Linked DNA regions of Homo sapiens: region 2 is linked to region 1. A link is an interaction called in ENCODE POLR2A ChIA-PET data of the cell type or tissue named here. Cell type or tissue: OCI-LY7. All regions are shown on one strand.

The links. Peaks named below come from ENCODE experiments on the same cell type or tissue, not always from the same donor. Only the 100,000 strongest peaks of a DNase experiment are listed, where the experiment ranks them.
Region 2: POLR2A ChIA-PET joins it to region 1 with 39 read pairs; 3 of 35 experiments call an interaction of 5 or more read pairs at or near these places.

What each region holds. Positions count from the first base shown.
Region 1 is chr7:130,379,665-130,382,164 of GRCh38, reverse strand. It overlaps CPA1 (carboxypeptidase A1), which reads right to left and starts at 1,671. Exons shown (of 10, transcript NM_001868.4): 1 at 1,580-1,671; 2 at 986-1,067; 3 at 302-535; 4 at 1-57. The coding sequence starts at 1,644. RefSeq lists an enhancer at 1,543-2,064. In OCI-LY7, no CTCF peak of the experiment used is centred here; no DNase peak of the experiment used is centred here.
Region 2 is chr7:130,079,455-130,081,954 of GRCh38, reverse strand. All of the region lies in intron 1 of KLHDC10 (kelch domain containing 10), which reads right to left. Among named protein-coding and RNA genes, the nearest start is that of KLHDC10, 10 kb to the right of the region's middle. In OCI-LY7, no CTCF peak of the experiment used is centred here; no DNase peak of the experiment used is centred here.

The DNA.
Region 1 (2,500 bases):
GATCTTGCTGACAAGGTGCGGGTTCTCCGCCACCAGCAGGTCCAGGAAGTCATAGATCTGAGGTGTGAAAGAAGAGACCACTGGCCTTAATAGCTTCTGGGCACCCAGATGCTTCCCTTAGCAGCCCCACCGTCCCAGCCTGCTGCGAGCCCTGCAATGGAGCTACGACCACACAGGCCACATGGAAACAGAGCAGGCGCTGCGCACACCCAGGCTGGCCCTGGCCTTGGCCCTACCGCGTTCTACCAGCCATGATGAAGAGCTGGTGGCTGCAGGGAGCGGCCGCTAGGGGCGCCCTCACCTCCTCCAGGGTGTGGTAGGTGGCGTAGTTAAAAGTGTCGGTGGAGCGCGCCCGGGACCGGAAGGCGAACATCTGCTCCTGCTCCTCGTCCAGCAGCGACTGCACGTCCTCGATCATGGTCTCATAGCTGATGCCGTGGGACTCCAGAAAGATCTTGACCGCCTGGATGCTGGGGAAGGGCACTCGGACGTCGATGGGGGAGCCAGGGTGGGCAGGCCCCCGCCAGAAGTCCAGCTGGGGAGGACAAGAGCCGGCACGGTCACAGCGGGCTGGGGGCACCAGCCAGGACAGCAGGCAGGGACAGGGCCTGCGTGGGAGGGGCTGTTGGTGCCAGAAGTTCTCATATAATTGGGGATAGGTCAGGGGTAATAGGGCCAGAGAAATACGGGGAAACCCTGGGGACTGGAGAGTCCAGTGTGGTCAGGGAAATGGCCCAGGAGCAGAGTGAGGGGCCTTTGAGACAGCAAGGCAGAGGGAGGAACTGGAAAGGGGCCCGGCCCCTTGCCCAGGTGCTCAAGGGCAGCAAGGCTCTGGAGCTGGGGGCTTGAAGTCGCTTCCTAACAGAGTCAATTCCATGTCTCCTTGTTGGGTGGAGACAGCCCAGGCACAGTTGGCCGCTGGGGACCTGGGGTGGCCCCAGCTGATACCCTGGGGCCTCAGAGAGCCCTTCTCCCCTCTTCTGACCTGCAGGTGCTCCAGGTCCTCCAGCTCCTTCACCTTCTGTACCTGGGCCTCATCGGCTACAGAGATTCGGAGCACCTGATGCCTGGGCAGAGTGGGAGTGGGGAGTGAGCACCCAAGCTGCACCTGCCCTGGCCACAAGCACTCCCCAGGTGCAGGAGGGAGGCAGCAGCCCAGAATCCCCAGACTGGGCCTCGTCCTCTGGGCTGGGCAGGGGACAGCACCAAGGGTCTCAACAAGGAGAGGCCTGGGCTCCCTCACCTCTTCTCTCCCCATCTTTAGAAACTTCTAGACGCTGTTACTATCTCAATCCCAGTTTGGACTATTTCTCTGTTCCAAGCCAGCCAGGCCTCCTCCTTTCTCCTCTCCTGAAAACTCCTCCTCAGAGCTCAGGTTTCTCCAGGGCTCAGGAGACTGTCTTGGGAGACACAACCTCTTCCCAACCCTGGTTGCTTATCTGCCAGCTGTCCCAGGTGGTGCCAGGCCATCCTCTCTGGCTGTGTTGCCATGTATCTGTCTGTCTGTCTCCTCTACTGGTTGGGGGCTGAGTCCTCCCCATCACCCTCAGAGGGCACCCCCTCCTCTCCACATCCCTACCCCACAAAGTCCTCCTTGCCAAAGACAGCCCCCAACAGGACACTCAACACCAGCAACCCCCGCATGCTGCTGCCGGGAGGGAAGGTCAGACTGAGGTCGAGACGGCCCCCTGGCTTTTAAACCCTCCCAGGACCGAGGACTCCTGGCTGCTCCCGAGGTCTGTTCTCCCCCAGCACCTGGGTCCTGTCCCACGGGGAGGCTGGGGTGGGAGTTCTGAGCTCTGACACCCTCTCACCCTCCATGATAAAGTGGCAGGGAACTGGGCAGCTGGAGAGATAAGCCAGAGCTCCACCCCCGACCATCTGGGGCCAGCGGGGCCTGAGGGTCAGCGGGGGCTCGAGGCCTCCTGGAGTCCCAGCCAGGACTCTGCCTGCCCACACCCTAAAGCTGCGGTTCTGTTTGCCCACTGGGTAGCGGAGAAGGAGCCAGGACTCCAAGCAGCCACTCCTGCTGGGGCCTCATTCCAGGCGTCTCCTTGTTCCGTGCTCCTGAGTGCCAGCCTTTCATTCCGGTGATCGAGCAAGTGGGGCTTCTGCCCTCTCTTGTCCCCAAGGCAGCTTCAGGCAGGCCCAGGCTCTCCCCCATTAGACCTGTGTGAAGCACAGATACCTGCGGAGTGCCGGACACCTCCTCCTCCCACGGACCCTGATGCCTTGGAGAGACCAGCAGGGTGGACTAACCTTTTGCGTCGGTTTGGCCTGTCACCACACCGGCTTTGTCCAGGCTGCCCCGGCCCTGTGCGGGGCAGTCCCTCTGTGGGACTTCCCAGCCCCCTCCTGCTGGCCTTAGGGTCCTGTGGGAGTCCAGCCCGGGCAGCAGCAGCAGGGTCAGGAGCCCAACCCTTGCCAGCATTTCCCTCCACCCCCACCAGTACAGGGCCCCGAGGTCGGGGTTGCCCTTCATGGGAACAGTAACCAGATG
Region 2 (2,500 bases), 300 kb after region 1:
TTTACAAAAACTAATGTCTCAAGTCCAGAAAAGAAAAGAGACTCTAGCTCTAGAAAGGCAGACAATAGAAAGAAATATAAACAGAGAACAGAAAAGAAATGGAAGGGAAAAATAAAACCAACGCAGAAATGAAATCTTCATTGAAAGTAGCACAAAGGAGTACCAGACACTACTGAAAACATAGTAAGGGACATATTAATAGATGACAGAATTGAGAAAGGCAGGCAAAACATAAATGACCTGTGAAAACCCAAAACATTGTTGACATAAATTCAAGATCTAAATAAATGGAAATACAACATGTTCACAGACCTAGAAGACTTAACATTATCAAAATGCCGGGTGCAGTGGCTCATGCCTGTAATCCCAGCACTTTGGGAGGCCGAGGCAGGTGGACTGCCTGAGCTCAGGAGTTCAAAACCAGCCTGGGCAACACGGTGAAACCCTGTCTCTACTAAAATACAAAAAATTAGTGGGGCGTGGCAGCGTGCGCCTGTAATCCCAGCTACTGGGGAGGCTGAGACAGGAGAATAGCTTGAACCGGGGAGGCAGAGGTTGCAGTGAGCCAAGATCATGCCACTGCACTGCAGCCTGAGTGACAAGGGAGAGACTCCATCTCAAAAATAAAAAACAAACAAAAAAAAATATATAAAAGAGGCCAGGCGCGGTGGCTCACGCCTGTAATCCCAGCACTTTGGGAGGCCGAGGCGGGTGGATCACCAGGTCAGGAGATCGAGACCATCCTGGCTAAACACGGTGAAACCCCGTCTCTACTAAAAATACAAAAAATTAGCCGGGTGTAGTGGCGGGCGCCTATATTCCCAGCTACTCAGGAGGCTGAGGCAGGAGAATGGCGTGAACCCAGAGGGCAGAGTTTGCAGTGAGCCAAGATCACGCCACTGCACTCCAGCCTGGGTGACAGAGCGAGACTCCGTCTCAAAAAAAAAAAAAAAAAGAAAACTGAAAGAAACAAATTAATAAAAAAAGAAAATATTGGAACTAAGTTTTAAAAATCCAAGAGCCGGTTATAAACAAGAAAGGGCAAAGCCTCACATAATACAAAATAAGAAATGATAATGAGTAGTTGCAAATCCAGGAAATAATTGTGTAATCATAAAAGAATACCTTGGTCAATTCGCACAAATAATTTTGAAAATCTGGATGAACTGGGTGATTTTCTAGGATAACATAAATTATCAAAGCTACCCCCAAAAGATATAAATTGTAAGCAGCCAACTATCAAAGAATGATATAATTGGTCTGCACACGGTAGCTCACACCTATAATCCCAGCACTTTGGGAGGCCGAGGTGGGAGGATTGCTTGAGCTTGGGAATTCAAGACCAGCCTGGGCAACATTGAGACCCCACTGCTACAAAAAAAAAATTTTTTTTAATTAGCCAGGTGTAGTGGTGTACACCTGTAGTCCCAGCTACTCAGGTGGCTAAGGAAGGAGGATCCCTTGAGCCCAGGAGGTTGAGGCTGCAGTGACCCATGATTGTGCCACTGCATTCCAGCCTGGGCAACAGTGTGAGACCCTGTCTCAAAAAAACTAAGAAGTATGATATAATTGGACAATATAATTGTCTAAGAGCTTCTTCTACCCCCTAAAAAAGAGGAGGTCCAAATGACTTCATGGGGAATTCCACAAAACCTTTAACTTCAATGCCATTTAACCACAGAGGGGAAAAAATGCATAGAAAAAGAAAGGAAGGGCCAGGCACAGTGGCTCATGCCTGTAATCCTAGTACTTTGGGAGGCTGAGGTGAGAGGATGACTGGAGGCCAGGAGTTTGCAACCAGCCTAGGCAACATAGCAAGGCCTTATCTCTACAAAAAAATTAAAAATAAGCTGGGTGTGGTGGTGCACGCCTGTAGTCCTAGCTACTTAGGAGGCTAAAGCAAGAGGTTGGCATGTGCCCAGGAATTCAAGGCTGCAGTGAACTATGATTGCACCACTGCACTCCAACCTGGGCGACAGAGGGAGGGAGGGAGGAAGAAAGGGAGGAAGGGAGGGAAGGAGGAAGCGAGAAAGGGAGGAAGGGAGGGAGGGAGGAAGAAAGGGAGGAAGGGAGGGAGGGAGGAAGAAAGGGAGGAAGGGAGGGAAGGAGGAAGCGAGAAAGGGAGGCAGGGAGCAAGGGAGTAAGGAAGCAAGGGAGGGAGGAGGTGTGGGAAGGGAGGAGGTAGGGGAGGGGGAGGGAGGGAAGGAAAAAGGAAGGAAGGAAGGAAGGCAGGAAGGCAGGCAGGCAGGCAAGCTTTGAAATAGTTTTATAAAAGTGGAAACAAAAATAACACAATAAAAAAAACAGAAAGGAAAATGAAAACGCCTATGAGGAGTGATGCAAAATTTCTAAGTAAAGTTTAGCAAACAGAACCCAGCAGTACGTTTAAAATACTAATACACCACGACAAAGTAAGTTAATTCAGGAACACAAGAATGGTTCAGTAACAATAAATCCATTAATACAATCTACCACAATAATAGATCAAAGGACAAAAATT